5 separate regions of the Homo sapiens genome follow, and all the other regions are linked to region 3. A link is a contact called in ENCODE Hi-C or POLR2A ChIA-PET data. All regions are on one chromosome and are shown on one strand. Each heading gives the region's core, a stretch centred on a gene start or an enhancer-like site at or near the end of the contact. The rest is flanking DNA. Distances are from core to core; before and after follow the strand shown. Region 1 holds the start of PLEK (pleckstrin). Region 2 holds the start of NAGK (N-acetylglucosamine kinase). Region 3 holds the start of AAK1 (AP2 associated kinase 1). Region 4 overlaps PLEK (pleckstrin). Region 5 holds the start of DNAAF10 (dynein axonemal assembly factor 10).

What was found. A loop is a pair of places that touch in the nucleus more often than their neighbours do. ChIA-PET counts read pairs that join two places held with the same protein, here RNA polymerase II (POLR2A). Pooled maps may share reads with other maps.
Region 1: a map with no recorded cell type shows a loop between it and region 3 (8-fold over the local background). The contact joins the promoter of PLEK here to the promoter of AAK1 in region 3. A Hi-C loop is called at or near these places in 1 of 168 maps with a recorded cell type or tissue (GM12878), 3 of 37 single-sample maps with no recorded cell type and 2 of 50 pooled maps.
Region 2: a map of naive thymus-derived CD4-positive, alpha-beta T cell shows a loop between it and region 3 (6-fold over the local background). The contact joins the promoter of NAGK here to the promoter of AAK1 in region 3. A Hi-C loop is called at or near these places in 1 of 168 maps with a recorded cell type or tissue (naive thymus-derived CD4-positive, alpha-beta T cell), 6 of 37 single-sample maps with no recorded cell type and 12 of 50 pooled maps.
Region 4: a pooled map shows a loop between it and region 3 (2.8-fold over the local background). The contact joins the enhancer-like site here to the promoter of AAK1 in region 3. A Hi-C loop is called at or near these places in 1 of 168 maps with a recorded cell type or tissue (GM12878), 1 of 37 single-sample maps with no recorded cell type and 2 of 50 pooled maps.
Region 5: a map of ascending aorta shows a loop between it and region 3 (9-fold over the local background). The contact joins the promoter of DNAAF10 here to the promoter of AAK1 in region 3. A Hi-C loop is called at or near these places in 1 of 168 maps with a recorded cell type or tissue (ascending aorta) and 10 of 50 pooled maps. POLR2A ChIA-PET finds 5 or more read pairs at or near these places in 1 of 52 experiments (GM10248).

What each region holds. Positions count from the first base shown.
Region 1 is chr2:68,363,294-68,366,654 of GRCh38, reverse strand. It overlaps PLEK (pleckstrin), which reads right to left and starts at 1,373. Exons shown (of 9, transcript NM_002664.3): 1 at 1,262-1,373. The coding sequence starts at 1,303. LOC101927723 (a long non-coding RNA gene) reads left to right here and starts at 251. Exons shown (of 2, transcript NR_187652.1): 1 at 251-1,240. RefSeq lists an enhancer at 1,334-1,413.
Region 2 is chr2:71,066,933-71,070,021 of GRCh38, reverse strand. It overlaps NAGK (N-acetylglucosamine kinase), which reads right to left and starts at 1,374. Exons shown (of 10, transcript NM_017567.6): 1 at 1,310-1,374. The coding sequence starts at 1,338. RefSeq lists a silencer at 1,089-1,148.
Region 3 is chr2:69,642,338-69,645,468 of GRCh38, reverse strand. AAK1 (AP2 associated kinase 1) reads left to right here and starts at 1,730. Exons shown (of 22, transcript NM_014911.5): 1 at 1,730-1,894; 2 at 2,195-2,591. The coding sequence starts at 2,429. It also overlaps a transcript of ANXA4 not described here. RefSeq lists enhancers at 1-546, 1,302-1,571 and a silencer at 1,652-1,981.
Region 4 is chr2:68,384,067-68,387,314 of GRCh38, reverse strand. PLEK (pleckstrin) reads right to left here. Exons shown (of 9, transcript NM_002664.3): 5 at 629-813. Among named protein-coding and RNA genes, the nearest start is that of PLEK, 20 kb to the right of the region's middle. RefSeq lists an enhancer at 1-39. Within about 2 kb of position 1,659, at least 7 of the 41 ENCODE cell types and tissues checked have a DNase peak (open chromatin) inside an H3K27ac peak, as active enhancers do; they include GM12878, where a contact is called at or near this core.
Region 5 is chr2:68,156,193-68,159,351 of GRCh38, reverse strand. It overlaps DNAAF10 (dynein axonemal assembly factor 10), which reads left to right and starts at 1,825. Exons shown (of 8, transcript NM_138458.4): 1 at 1,825-2,091. The coding sequence starts at 1,909. It overlaps PNO1 (partner of NOB1 homolog), which reads right to left and starts at 1,464. Exons shown (of 7, transcript NM_020143.4): 1 at 1,211-1,464; 2 at 823-972. The coding sequence starts at 1,417. RefSeq lists enhancers at 1,153-1,252, 1,533-1,772, 2,053-2,192, 1,650-2,582.

The DNA.
Region 1 (3,361 bases), core at 124-2,623, 1.3 Mb after region 3:
AGCTGAGGGCCCACTTATTCTCCAGTACCAACTCATAGCTCTCACCATCACAAATACACTACAAATCCTAACTTGGAATAAATCTGCTTTAAGAAAATGCTGGAGTAATGAACAAAGTTCAGTGCCATGAATCAGAAACCTAAGCATCAGAGAAGGAGTGGCTGGTCACAACTGTCATAGCCATGTGACTTGGGGCAATCACCGAGCCTTCTGGGTCTGTCTCCTCTTCTGCAAATGAAGGAATTAGGCCAGATGACCTAGGGTCCCTCCAGCCTGAAGTCAAAATGGAAGCAGGCAGCAATGTGTGCTATTTAACCCCCCTTACAGGTAGAACATTGTAGGTTAAAACGTGAAACAAATGAGTAGCCTAAAACAGACTCACATTCACTGTTCATTCAACTAAAAAGCTAAGCACCTGAAGGAAGGCACTACGTTCAGCTCATTTCTGAAACAATCCACTCACTAAGGTTAGTGTGAGCATATCTGTGTATATAGGTGTTGCCCACAGGACACCAAGTCCTATGTGTGAATTCACATCCCGGGGAGCTTTCACAACCACACAGCACACACTCAGCATCCGAAGAAAGACAAACAGCACTAAGAAAATTCAATTTTCATGATGCACACCAGGGAGGCTAAGCCTTTTTCAGTACCCTAATCTTTAAAATGGTGCATCTACCACCTCGATGCCACATTATGCAAATTTACTAAGAATTGTGAGTGAAGAGATTTCAGCCCAATTAAAAAAAGATAAGGTTTTTTTTAAACGTGTCAATTCCAAGAAGATGGCCCAAGAAATAAGCCGTAATTACTCTATCATTATATCAACTCTTTAATCACTTTTTTCCCCTTGCCTCCCAAAAAAAGAACTGAGGGGAAGTGGAATTTAAATAAAAAATGAATAGTCCCTCCAAGAAACCTCCATAGAAGAGGAGTATATCTTCTGACAGAACACATCTGTGTGCCTCTTAAAAAGGATATTCTAAATCTGGAGGGAGTTAGCTTAGATCCCCACCTTCCAGGCCCTGCCATCTGGAATTCTCAGACCCGTAATATCAAACTGTAAGGAAGCCGGGGCTGGATGAGTATCCCCACTCCCCTAACCCCACTCCAACATTCTATGTGCTACCACGCTCCCCTATTTCAACCCAACTGGTTGAACAGGAAACATTCCTAAGATGAGCAGGTAGCCGGTGGAGCTGAACCCAAGTCTCCCCAGCCCATGTCCACTGACACCCTGGTAAGTGGCACCTTCGCTCACCTTCTTCACAAGGTAGCCCTCTCTGATCCGCTTTGGTTCCATGCTGGCTGGACAGGCAGATGCAAAGGTCACTCTCAGGCAACTCCTCTCAGCAGCTGGGCCTCCTCTGCATGCTGAGGTGGCTGTGGGCCGCCTTTTCTACAGCAGGTCGCTTTCACAATTTCCCTTCTGCTGGCGGTCGCATGATCACATCCTCTTCCCCTCACTGGGTTGGAAGATCAGAATAAGGAACTGCAGAGTAAACCACCCATTCCTTGCTAATGCTGGAGACTTATTAAAACCACAGTTGGGTTGAATATTTACCTAAGGGAAATTCTTACTACCATACAGAAAATCCCTCTTTTAAAGAGAAAAAGAAGTGATGAAAGGAAGAGGAAGATGAACAAGAAAAACTTGTTGGTGAAAATTGTCCTGAGTAAGGATTATTCTTGAGATCCTGGAAATGCCCAATAAAAATGCCAAGAAATTCAGAACCATCTGGTTAGCATAACAAAGTTAACTACTAAATGAATGCCTACTTCTCTCTATGCCAAGCCCTGTATCAAGTGTTTCTCAGCCTACTTATTTTAAACTAAATTAGTCTGCACATCGGCCAGGCATGGTAGCTCACGCCTGTACTCCCAGCACTTTGGGAGGCCAAGGCAGATGGATCACCTGGGGTCAGGAGTTCAAGACCAGCCTGGCCAACATGGTGAAACCTTGTCTCTACTAAAAATACAAAAATTAGCCGGGCATGGTGGCGTGTGCCTGTAGTCCCAGCTACTCGGGAGGCTGAGGCAGCAGAATCACTTGAACCTGGGAGGCGGAGGTTGCAGTGAGCCGAGATTGGTCCACTGCACTCCAGCCTGGGCGACAGAGAAAGACTTCATCTCAAAACAAACAACAACAAAAATGAGTCCACACATCAAACCCATAGGGAAAGTATATTATTTTCCTTATCTTAGAGTAAGGAAACTCAGGCTCAGAGAAGAAAAGTTGTCTCAAGTTGACGCTGCAGGTCACAGGGGAAAGCAGAAGAACCAGGGAGGGATGTGCTAGGGTGCCACTGCCTCACATCAGGCATGAGAACAGGTGTTCCACGTTGAGTGCTGATCTCACAGTCAGCCTGTAAAAAGAAGTCCATCATCAAACAGGTTTTTGAGAAACTTTACAAAATAATCCCAGGTTGGCAACTCCTCTAAATGATGAACAAATTAAAGACCTTCGCCCCGCCAAAGTACTACAGTAAAGAATCCTATAATGGTGTTTTCCAAACTTACTTCGCCATAGCATTCTTTTTTGAACAATTTATGTTAACTTTTTTTGTCATAAATTGAATTAGATCTCCCAAAAAAGAAGTCCTAACCCTTAGCACTTCAGAATGCATCCTTATTTGGAAATAGGGTCATTGTAGATATAATTAGTTAAGATGAGGTCATACTGAAACAAGTGGGCCCTTAATCCAATGTGACTGGTGTCCTTATAAGAAAAGGGCACACAGAAAACAGCCATGTGACAACAGAGTGATGCATTTACAAGCCAAGGAACGCCAAGGATGGCCAGCAACCCCCAGAAGCTGGAAGAGGCACGCAACAATTCTCTCCTAGAGTTGCTATAGAGAACATGGTGCTGACGACACCTTGATTTCAGACTTACGGCCTCCAGAACTGTAAGACAATAAATTTCCATTGTTTTAAGCCACCAGTTTGTGGTACTTTGTTATGGCAGCCCCAGGAAACCAATATAATCCTGAAAAACGAATATTCCATAGAATAAACTTAGAGACCCGTTAATCTGACCATGTGAAAATGAGCAAGTTTGTTATTACTTTGTGCCTCAGTTTTCTCATCTGTAATACGGGGATAATAACACCTATCCAATGAGGTCATTCTGAAGATTAAATGAGATAGACATGGAAGTATTTAGAAGAGTGTCTGAAACATAACTAGTATCCATAAATATTAGTTGTTCTTCATCTTCAAGGCAAATCTCCGTTATCCTAGAGCTGATCCTTTTCAATGATAAGTTCAACAGAGATGATGAAAGCAATCGTAGGACTAGATTTTCCTCATTACACCCGTCAGTGTTCTTTCACTGCAATCAACAGATAACAACTCTGGC
Region 2 (3,089 bases), core at 125-2,624, 1.4 Mb before region 3:
ACTCCTAAGAAAAATGGCACATCTCTCTGCTTCCCTCACAATAGCTAAAGACTGCATTTCAAGATCCAGCTGCCAAGGTCTTCAAGACACCTTTGCTAGAAATGCTGACCAGATGGCAGGGTGACTTCATACATACTTAAGCAACTAAACCTTCAAATGTTGATTACTGGGGGTCACAGTAGTTCACAGGGAGATCTGTGGTGATGGGATATATGTTTCTTTATTGATCATTACTTTTAGGAATGGCAGAAGAAGACACTGAAGACCGCTCATCAAACTCAAAGAGGACATGAAATTTCAAGGGGGTAGTTAATACATGAGGTGGCAGATTCCACATCCAAAAGCATGTCTTGACGAACTGGAAGAAACGGGTCATATCTTACAGATGACTATAACAAGGATGAATGCAGACTCCTATACTGTTTTTTTTAAGTGCTACAAATACAGGATGGGAAAGATCATTCCTAACAATTCATGTGAAAAGACTTTGGGGTCTGTGAATCAGCAGTGGGGTGTGGCTGCCAGAGAAGTGAAAACAATCACAGATTCGAAAGTACAGTGCCCTGGCTGAGAGGCCAGCGACCCCCATTATTCCCTGATTTGACAAACTCAGATTCACAGAATGTTGCCACTGGCAGGGACATAGCGATCTTATTTATCCCTATCCTCACTTTGCACATACGGTAACTGTAGCCCAGGGAGGGTAAATATCTTGTCCATGGTCATACCCAGGGGCAGAGCTATTACAAAAAGTTCAGTAAACAAGCTTCTGAGCAGAAAAATGCAATCTAGTGAAAGCAGCATGGAAGGCCAACAGGGATGGAGCGGTTTTCAGACATCAGGACAACCTAGTACTCTGGCTCGCAGCTGCTCCAGCTCCCGGATAACCTCAGCCAAGATCTTTGTCCCGCTTCTCCCCACTCCCACTCCCCACCCTGCCCGCGCTCAGCAATTTCACACCTGACACCTGTTCTGCAAAACTCTGTCCGAGGTCAGGAATAGGAAAAAGGAGCTGCTTCTCCAGCTGAAGACAGCGGAGTGGGTGTTTCGTGGAAGAAAGGGGCGTGGTTCCGCCAAGAAACACAAAGGATCCCCAACCCGGGGTGTGGCTGTTGCACAGGCAGAGTCCCCGTAAGGCATACAGCTGTGCGCTCCAGGGCGCCCCTGCGCGTGCACACACCTCTTCACCGCAAGGTCCCGCCGCCCAAAGTGCCCGGACGCCGAGGATCAAGGCCACCAGCTTGCCAGGCTGGCCACGGCCTTCCGCCCCGCCTTCGGGCCCAGGCTCCCTCCGCCGGGCCGCACTCACCCCTCTACACCCCCATAGATCGCGGCCATGCTGCTGCTACCGTCGCTGCTGGTCCCGCCGTTTGCGTCTCTCCCCGCCTGACACCTCCTTCCCTCCAGCTGTCTGGGCACCGCCCCACTTCCCGTGACCTCCCGCGCAGCCAGCTGACTCCCTGTGCGCGTGCGCATGCGCGGGGCGGGGCGCCGGTAGGAGCCGGGGATGGCTGCGTCCCTCAGGCTGTCTTCCTTCTGGTGTCTCCTCCAGGTGGAGCGACTGCGGTCCGCAGCGGCCCCTCCCGTCCTCCTGGATCCTGCTTCCAGAGATGGACACTAATCCCAAGAGGAGGAATCAAAGAGGGGTATCTAGGTCGGTCGGACCCTTAGGACACATCACTGACCTGCCTGCCTGTAAACGCCCGGAAGTTGCTGGCAGTCCCGCGTTAGGTTGCGCGTGCGCACTGCTCTTGGCCGCGTAGGTTGTGACGCATGCTCGGCCAGACCCCCGCGAAGCTGTGGGCTCAGGGACCTGCGCCCATGGACCTGTAACAGAAATTACTGTAATGTTCTACTGAACATCTGCCACGCGATGGCGAGTCACACGGGCACACACGAACACTCGCTCAGATTGTTGCCCTGCGCTCGTGTGAATGTACGGATCCGGGAGGAATTGGGACCTAAACAGACAAGCCCTCGAGGCGGTCCCGGCAGCCCTGAGGAGGGAGCCTTCACCTCTTCCTACCCACCCAGTTTACTTCTTGTGGAGGATATTTGCAGGGACATAGCCCACTGGGAGAACTAGCAGATACGGCTTTACAAGTTTTTTATTGCCTTTCAGCCCCCATTCCGCTCCCCTTCCTTGCGCTGCGTCGGGAAAGGGAATGGGATCCCTAGGGGTGCAAATACAGGCCAAGTCAGGGAGAGCTGTGGCTCCTGAGGGCCTCCTCTGGCTCCTCCGGGAAGTTTTGGGCCCTCAAGGAGCAGCTTCGCGGGCCAGGAGGGCGGTTAGCTGCCCTTGGCATCTTTTTGGGGAAATCAGTTGGCCTGTCGCGGGTCGAACTCTGTCCCCCTTGACTGCCTGCCATCTTCTGGAGAAACCCCTAATAGGCTGCTGTGTCTGGTTATGCTTTAGTGAGAAAATTAGGCTTTTTAAGCTTTCTCATTTCCTACCCTACCACGTTGTAATTCACAAAAGTAAAAAGTAAATCACTACATGATAGACTCTGTATCATGTATTCATTTATAGAATATATATCATATATTCTATATCAGATGGAGAATATAATAGAGGGTAGGATTTTTTTATGCCTGCCTATGGCATTTTTTTAATTCACAGCACTTTAGAGCTGGAAGATTATCCAACATACACATTTTTAGAATTACAGTTAGTAGATTGTGGTGCAATTAAACTGGGCAGGATTTTTGGAGACTAGATTGTAGGTGGATTTTGAAATAATTGTTTCTGTCCTGTACTACTGCAATGAGCCATGGGACGTATGTGTATAAATATTAAGTTTGTCTTTGTATTGCTTGTTTAGGCAAGCAAGCAAAAGGGAAAGTGCCCAGGTTTAAGACAAGAATTGAGTTCACCATTTACTAGCTGGATGAGCTTGGGTGACTTACAGGTAATTGCTGCAGCCTCTCCTCTACAAAATGGAAATGATAAACATCTACCTGCTGGGGCTGACGCAAGATTTAAATGCCAAAAGAGTTTTGGAAACCATAAAGTACTTCACAGATCTTAACTAACTTGTATTTACATTACCAATTAGTGTGTGCTGTCCTGCACAGTATCCATATGTGAA
Region 3 (3,131 bases), core at 481-2,980:
TAATTCCAAATGAGCTTTCTCATCTATTTTAAGATCTGCTTCAAACTTCCTCAGACAAAAATCTGGCCTTTTAAGGAAAGTGCAGAGAACATGCCTTCGTGGGCTTAGTTTGAGGGAATAGGGGCTGCATTTCACCCTGGAGGTGGCTACATGAATTCGTGAACTGAGGTGACAACACTGACTCTCTCCGGAAGAAAAGATGCTATCTCTTCACGGAGTTTAATTACAATGGCACTACTTGAAACAAGCTGCAGCAGCAGCAACAACAAACGCTACTGTTAACCCAGTCACAGCTCAGCTCAATATTCAGATTAGAGAAAGCAAGAACCATTTTTTTCCCTGGGACACCCTTCTCTACTCAAATACCCGCTGAAAAAAAAATTCTGAGACAAGCACTAGGGAGTGGGGAAAGCGGGCAGAGATGAACAATAACCCATATTCAGGGGTTAGAAAAATAATATTAATAAATCATGGTAGGTTTTTTTGTTTGTTTTTGGCAGCAACTTGCCACTCTTCAGCATCATCCATCAGGAAATCTAGGTCGGAAAAGTGTACCAACTGACCTTCCAAATTTTCTGCATTTGGCAGATGCAAATCACACAGTCCATCCCCGCCCTCAGCACTTGGACGGTATCAGGGAAACGTAAGTATCAATGGAAGAATCTTGAAGTGAAAAATAAATAACTGGTCAGGTTAGGGTTAGTGTTCTTGTGTGCAAGGGAGCTAGTGAAGTTTAGGCTTTGATGCGCACCCACAGCGTCAGCAAAGGAGGAGGAATTAAGGGACAGCATGGGCCGAAAAGCCCCCGAGTTTTGAGGTCAAGCCAACGGGCTGGGTCTCCGGTATCCTAGGATCTGCCCTGCACACAACCTTTGGCAGTTTCTCGGTTTGAATCTCGCCTGTACATTTCCAGACGAGACACTGTCTTACTGAGCGTTCTCACAGCGCCTAGCTCAGAGCTGACCGCAGAGCCGGCTCTCAATAACATCGAGACGCAAAAGCAGCTTTTGAGGTTAGGGGCGGAAGGGCATCGGTTTTACTTATTTCAAGGCTGGCGCTCGGTGCAGCCGGATCCAACTGCCAGCACAATGTTCCCGATCACTTCTCGCTTCCATTTCAGCCCAGGAGACGTCGGGAAACCCACAGGACCCGCTAGGGGCTAAGCGGTTAAGCCGCGTCCTTCAGGTGTCAGTCTCGATCCGTTCGGAAACCACAACCTCCAGAATCCCTTGTGCCAGGAGGCCAGGCCGCAAATAAGATGGCTCCAGAAGGGTGGAACATACAGCGGGGGGGGGGGGGGGGGAACTTAGTTGTTGGCAGTTTCTTCACGGGATGTGTTTAAATTGCCGAGTCCCCACATACGCGCCACCCCACAAATCTCCTTCGAGGCCGTGGAGGCCACACGGCTGCCGCCTCGCCCTCTCCTCCAGGAGTATGCTGGGATTTGTAGTCCAGCAGCCGGACTGTGCCGAGCTACCTTTCCCAGCTTGCCCTGCGGCTCGGGTGATATCAACAGTCTTTTCCAGAACTCTGTCTGCACTGAGACCCTCTTCCCCCAGTCCTCTTCTCGCGGTCGACTCCTTCCCATCCGTGGCGACAGAACGGCGGTTGCAGGAGAGGCCCCGGTCCCTCGCCGCGCCGCCCCGAGGGGCACTTCCGGCGGCGGTTCACTTCCTGGTTGGGTGGATGGAGCCGGGCGGGAGCGCGCGCGGGGGAGGGGCGGCGGGTCAGTCTCCGCCCGGCGCTCCCGGGATCAGCTGGCGGGCGGGCGGGAGCCGAGCGCGGCCCCGGCTCTCGCTGCAGCGCCGCCTCTTCTCTGCGTCGCAGGCCGGCCCGGCGGCCGTGACAATGTCGCGGGGCTGGTAGCAGGGCGCCGGCCGCCGAGCCGTCTCAAGTGGGTGCTGCCAGGATGCCGCCTCGAGGGGCGGCGGGGAGACCCGGGAGGAGCGGGAGGCAGTGCCCGGGAGGGTCGGCGCTGCCGGAGCAGCTCGGATCCCTCCTTTCTCCGAGCTCCCGGCTCGGGGGTCCCGGGTTCTGGGGCCGGGGTCGCGTTTTCAGCCCCACGGTTTTTCTCGCCGGGAAAATACATGAAGCGTTTCCCCAGGATGATGGCTTTTGCTCCCCCTAGGACTCAGCGGTTGAATTTTTAAGCGTGTTACTGATTCATCCTCTCTTTCTTCCTCTGTCATCACAGGTTTAAACTTACACGAATCGCTTTCTGGAGGAGGAGGGGACCCGCTGCGCGATTGACACGCATATTCCTATAGGCATCCTCCCTCAGCCCCCACCCCCACGGCCGGATTCGGGTGGCTCCTCTCCGAGGTGAAATCTGAGAAGAAATCCTTGGATCTCTTTTCTTAAAAAAAAAAAAAAAAAAAAAAAATCTAGAAACCATCGGTATTTTGCTTTGCTGCTCCCTATTCGCAAGATGAAGAAGTTTTTCGACTCCCGGCGAGAGCAGGGCGGCTCTGGCCTGGGCTCCGGCTCCAGCGGAGGAGGGGGCAGCACCTCGGGCCTGGGCAGTGGCTACATCGGAAGAGTCTTCGGCATCGGGCGACAGCAGGTCACAGTGGACGAGGTGTTGGCGGAAGGTACGGTGGGGCTCAATGCGCCGTAAATTAAAATCTTGTGCTGATGCGGCAATACTGTGGTTTCTAGTTGTTGCATGTATGAATGGGCTTTGACCAGTTGACCCTCCCTTCCCCCTTCACTTGCCCTGTGAGTCATTGTCCTTGAGAGATTTAAAATTGAGATTTGAAAGTGACTGGGCTTATGGGGGTGTGGGGAGGTTGCCGAAATTGTTTACGTTAGTGGCCTTTTATTTTTATTTTTTTAATATTGAGAAGCCAAATTTTGAGGATCACACAAGAAAACGTATGTGTGAAAGTGTAAAGCTTTATGCCAAAGGCAGGGTGATGGGCTTGTCATCCTCCTAAAACTTAAAATCTTGATGTGAAGGCTGAAGGGTGGGGGGACTTTTAAGAAGAGAGGGGTTTCTCCTTCTCCTACCCAACTTTCCCACTTCCATGAGCAGGCATTGGAAGGAAGAGAGGATTTTCGGAGAACGTGAACGTGTTTTTCCAAGGGCCAAGGCTCTTGGTGGATTTCACTAGTAGATTTGTTTCCTGACC
Region 4 (3,248 bases), core at 410-2,909, 1.3 Mb after region 3:
TAAGACAGTTTTATAAATGAATTATTGCTTAGAATAAGAATAGATAGTTGGGAGGCAGAGGCAGGTGGATCACTTGAGGTCAGGAGTTCGAGACCAGCCTGGCCAACATGGTGAAACGCTGTCTTTACTAAAAATACGAAAATTAGCTGAGTGTGGTGGCGCATGCCTGTAATCCTAGCTACTCGGGAAGCTGAGACAGGAAAATCGCTTGAACCCGGGAGGCGGAGGTTGCAGTGAGCCGAGATGACACCACTGCACTCCAGCCTGGGTGACAGAGCAAGACTACATCTAAATAAATAAAAAATAATAATAAGTAAATAGGAAACAATAAACTTTAAAATGTCCTTTAAAAATTTTTTTTCAAGTAAACAGTAGTATCCTTTTATAATAACAAATTCACTTGGACAGGGCGAGTGTTGTAGAGAGGGCAGCTGTTGAGTTGGGAAATGCTGGTATAACAGAAGCTCTAAATGGGCCTGGGAGCTTCAGGTATTCCCTTGTTCTTCCTGGCTGACCTCCCTACCCGCTGCCTAACAGCGCTCTATAGATGTCTATGAACTGAAATCAATCTAGAATCTGCTCAGGGCAGCCTCCCTTACAGGAAGAAGAGATGGGGAGCTTTTCTTACAAAGTAGTAGAAGGCATCAGGGTTGTCCAGGAAAGGGTTTTCAGCAGTTCCATCCACTGCACTCTTGGACATGTCTCCAGCAGGCTGCAGATACCCCTCATTGAGCAGCGATGAAGCAATCATGAGGCCTTCCTGGCGATTCCTAACAGACTGGTTGGATACCAGCCAATCAATGACGCAGTTACCTAGATGGGACCAGCACAGGGAAGGTTAACTCTCCTTACCGAAGAACAAGCCCCTGACAATCACCCCTGAACTGACTCCAGCTCACCCACAGGTCTGACTTGTCTCGTCTCCCCTGTTATTTCAAGAAAGAGAAAACAAAATAAGTGGGATAGATACCCACTAGAAACAAACAAACAAACAAAAAACTATGTAAAGGGTTTTTAAGAACATCTACATGCTGCTTAAGAAGAAACACATGACCAGGTATGGTGGCACACCTGTTGTCCCAGCTACTCTGGAAGCTGAGGCAGTAGGATAGTTGAGCCCAGGAGTTCAAGACCAGCCCAGGCAACATAACAAGACTCCATCTCAAAAAATATGTACCCTAAAACTTAAAGTATAATAAAAAATAAATAAATAAAAACAAAAATAAAATAAAAAAATAATAACTTTAAAAATAAAAAAATAAAGTCTTTGTCTTAAAAAAAAGCAACACATGCATCAAAGAAATAGGTTTTACTAACCCACTCACTTATCCCATTGATGAACAAACATTTACTGAGCACCTACTCGATGCTAGGTACTCTACTGGGTGTTGGAGAAATTCCCTCAAGGAGTGTAAAAGGGCATGATGGGTGTAATAAATAAGTCTTGTAACAAGTGCTCTGCTATAAGTCAGTTGCGAGACTACTGGGTCAAATCTGAAGGTGTGAAAGAGGTGAAGGAGGTGAGAGAAGAGGGCTGTGCATCACCATCAGGAAAAGATTCATAGAGGAAGTGACACTGGGCAGAGGCTTAAAATATGAGTAGGCGTTTGCCAAGCATATGAAGCAGGATGCAGAGGAACCAGCACAAGCTGAGGGGGCAGCAGTGTGAACAGATGCACTCAGGCATAAAGCAGCCCCATGGGGCAGGGGAGGAGTTGGTGGAAAGAAGGCAAAAGGAAATAAGAGGAGGAGGGAGGTGAAGGGTGGGTGGGGAGAGCTTTGATGGCACAGTAAGAAATTTGGCTAATGGGAAATCATTTTAAGTTTTTAAATAGGAAATAATGTGATGGATATATGTCCTAAATTAAAATTTGATGACATCACCTGCACTGATTGTCATGACTTTGCAGAGTCTAGCAGGGACCTTGAGAAGTCATTTAAGCAATCTTCTGGTCAAGAGATGATTGCAAAGAGAAGAAAATGAAATTGACCCATACATTGGATTATTAGCAGGTTACAATGAAGCTTTGTATTAAAAACAGCATGTTTGTTCTTACAACAAAAAAAGATAGATATTTGAGGTGATGGATACACTAGTTACCACGATTTGATCACTGCACAATGTATATGTGTATCAGAACATTAATTGTGCCCCATAAATACGTACTATTATGTGTCAATTAAAAAAGATAAAAATAAAAAGCAGTGTGTTCCTTACAAATGTAGCCAACAAGGGAGTCAACATGACAGCCTGCCTGTCCTGTCATCCGGGCAAAAGCAGTAGGGATGCCACCCTCAAAACAGGAGTGACAGCAGTTGGATAGCGAGCCTTCCATGAATTTCATGTATGAAAGGCTTTTGCTCACTTTTCTTTCTCTACAAAGATAAACTAAGTGACACTGCATTTCTTCTTTTTATCTTCATAGCAGCCTGTGAAAGAGGCAGGGTGGTAATTGCAGTCCTCATTTTAAGGATAAGAAAATTAAGGCTCAGGGAATCTGAGTGATCTTAGGCCAAAGTTACAACTGCTCTGGGCTGTCACTTTTAAGTGTTCTAACCCTTGCATCCACGCTCACTCAGTGAGGCATGCTGAAGCTTGAAAGACAAGTTTGGTCTAGTCTGCCTGTCATCGGACATTTAAGGTCTTCCATCATGTGTCAGTACTGCTGGGTCCCAGTCTCTGCTACAGCCTTCATCTCCCAGCCGAGGCCACCTGACTCCCCCATGAAGGCTCTACCCATAGAAATGTCCAAAACCCACCCTGGCCTTCAACAAGAAGGATTTAAGAAGTACTAGCCCACCTGTAATCTTAGGGATTACAGGCCACTTTGAGAGGCCAAGGCAGGCAGATCACCTGAGGTTGGAAGTTTGAGACCAGTCTGGCCAACATGGTGAAACCCCGAATCTACTAAAAATACAAAAATTAGCCAGGCATGGTGGTGCACATCTGTAATCCCAGCTCCTCAGGAGGCTGAGGCACGAGAATCACGCTTGAACCCGGGCGGCAGAGGTTGCAGTGAGCCTGAACAACAAAAGTGAAACTCCGTCTCAAATAAAAAGAAGAGGAAGAGGAAAAAGGAGAAAAGAAGAATAAGAACAAGAGGAAGAAGGAGGAGAAGGAGAAGGAGAAGGAGAAGGAGAAGGAGAAGGAGAAGGAGAACAAGAAGAAAAAAACCAGCCCAATAGTCTGGGACTCAGTAACACATTACAGTGGAAATCAGTCTGACCTGGATTGGGTGCCCAAGTCT
Region 5 (3,159 bases), core at 576-3,075, 1.5 Mb after region 3:
CTGTTAACAGTGAGCCAAGATCATGCCACTCACTCCAGCCTGGGTGAAAGAGCAAAATAAAAAGATATATATACACACACACACACACACACACACATATATATGCATGTTTCTTATCAAAATAATACATTTTTTAATCAAAAGAGCACCATTAAAACACAGTCATGCACTGCATAATGACATTTTGATCAGTGACCAACCGCTCATACCATGGTGGTCTCATAACAGTATAATGGAGAATATACAGAAACCTGATATATGGCACTGGATACCGGCAATGCAGATCAAGTAGATGAAATGACTGATATTCAGTAATGGTGCTGGGACATTTGGTTTTCCATATGAAAAAAATATATAAACAAATATACACATACCATCTAGGTTTGTGTAAGTACACTCTATAATATTCGCACAAGGACTAAGTCATCTGACAAAACATATCCCAGAACATATTCCCGACGCTGACTGTATATACTTCTTGTAAAGCAGCAAGTGCTTATATTCATTATTTACCTGCTTCTGTTTATGGCAATCTCTTTACTCGACCTTTTCTCAATTTGACATAGAACATTATAAAAGATACACAGAAGAAGAGCCAGTATTTTGGTGTGATCTCAGAACTAATTTACAAATTCAATTAATATTTGTATCGAATGCAGATTTTTAAGGCATTTGGGAAGTTCAAACTCAATATGGTAAATTTTTAAACTGGACAAAAACCATACAACAGAAAAGTCCCATTAAGTAAAGCCTATTCATGCCTTTTCATCTCTGTAGGAGAGAAAGCCTGGTGTATTGGGAAATGATTGAGATTTTCCTTACCCTGATTTCTACATTCCTTGATTTCAAGTTAAAGCGTATCTGAAGTCCCAAATGTTCCACAATAGGAGTAAATATCTTCATCCAGTTTTCTTTCAATGGTGTGTATCTGTTAGCTGGGACTGGAATTTTCCTTGTTTCTTCTTTCCCACTCTGTAAATAAAAGAACACACAACTCAGAAGGCTATGGAGGGACGGTGATGGAGTTTAAAATGACATCTGATCCACAAAGGGCCTCCTTTAACTGAACTAGTTACACTTCAAAGAATCACTTCTCTCTGAGCATCACGGCAGAACAGCCCCACCGCAGCTTCAACATTCTCCAGAGGCCATCGGCTTGATCCGCGTCTGGCCCTTGCCTCGTTGCTGTCCTAGGGTCCCAGCCACATACCAGGAGCCCGTCCCCACAGAGGGGTGGGAAGACGGGCCTCTTCGCCGGCCTGGCCTCCTCTGTGTCCATGCGGCCCGCATCCCCGCCCTCTCCTGCTGCGGACAGCTGTTCAGCCTGTCGTTTCTTCGCCCGTCGGCCACCCTTGCGGGTGACCTGGGTAAAGCCCTCCTCTGCCCTGGCGCTCTGCGTTTCCATTTCGGATTCCATCCCCGGAAATCTTAAAGCGCTGCCGGCTGAAACACGTGCGCAGCTGCACCACGCAGAAGCCAGCCTCAGCCAACCACCCCTGCAGCTCCGCCCCTTTCCTAAAACGTCACAGGCCGGGGACCTGCAGGATTTGGGGCCGGTGGGGGGGAAAACGGGGTTAGGCTGTCCTAAGATATGCCTGATGGTCTTGGGCTCACTCCAGCCGCGCAACTCCCAGCCCAAGTATTTTGTAATCTCTAGTATGTATGTGTGCGAAAGGCAGTGGGTAAAGGCGATAAACAAATTCGTGCTGTTGTGAAGGAACATTCTGTGCGATCGCAGGAGCGCATCTGGCATTATCCGGGGATAACTACAGCCAACATGCCAGGGCATCTGGGGCAGAATACGGAAAGCGGGAGGGACAAATTGCCAATGTTTGGAGTCTGGTTTCCAGGTTGCCGTTTTTGGGGGCTCTGGGTGTGGCGGTTGCCGTAGCTGAAATTGGCTGCACCATGTCGGCCTTCGAGAAGCCTCAGATCATCGCCCATATCCAGAAGGGCTTCAACTACACGGTGTTTGACTGTAAGTGGGTGCCCTGCAGCGCCAAATTTGTGACCATGGGCAACTTCGCACGGGGCACCGGCGTCATTCAGCTGTACGAGATCCAGCACGGGGACCTGAAGCTGCTTCGGGAGGTGGGTGCCGGGTCGAGGATCCGGACTGCCGTTGGGGGCGAGTGCGGATCCTGGGGTCTGCATTCCTCTTTGCCAGAGCCTTCGCCCAGCGTCCCCCAAAGCATGGCTTGAGCCGCGCGAGACCAGAGAAGCTGACCGCCGACTGAGGAATGTTTCCTATTTAAAACCTTTCTTCTCATCCGCGGGGTAGTTCCTCCGCGCCCAACCGTCCTGCCACCCCCAGTGCAGTCCAGCCAAAGCGGGCACCAGGATGCCTGCAGTGTGGTTGGAAGAGGCAACCTAACACATTCGACAGGCATCAGCTGAGTGCCTGGTATTCCCAGGGATGTGAATGGTAATGTCCCCCATCTCATGGAGTTTATTTTCTAGTGGGAGAGATACTCAGTTCAATAATCAAAGCAACGATACATAAATACAAACCGAGATGAGTTGTCTCACACAAAGGAACACGGTTACGGTTCAATGAGAGTGAAAACAGATTTGGGATGAATGAAAACAGATTTTGGTATGTGCAGAAGCTAACTAGGTCAAACTAGGAGTAAAGGACAAGGTTTCCAGGGCTTCTGCACATGCAGAAGCTCAGTGATGGGAAGAAGTTTATCTCCTTAAGAAACTAGAGGGATAAGCAGGAACCAGACATTGCAAGATCTGTAGGACATTCAAAGGATTTATGCCTTTTTTCTAAGAAAAAACGGACACAACTGAAAGGATTTAAGCAGGGTGTGGAAAGATTAGGTTTGCAAGGTTTTTTTGAAGATTACTAGTGAAAGAATTAGAGAATAATGATAGTAACTAGCATTTTATAGCTGTTTATAGTTTTTAAAAAGTGTTGATTTTGTTACCTGAAAAAATGATCAGTCATTATCAGATCAGGGTTGTAATAGACTACAAGTGCAGGGTAGGTTAACTCTGGGGATCAAAACCTATGGAGAGAATCTGCTTGGAGGAGGTAGGGATTAAACTGGTAGATAAAGGATGAATACAATTTGGACTGTTAAGCCTAGAATAGAAAGTATGTAAGACCCCATCCCGCTTTAAGTTTCCCTGAATGACAAACATGAAACATGG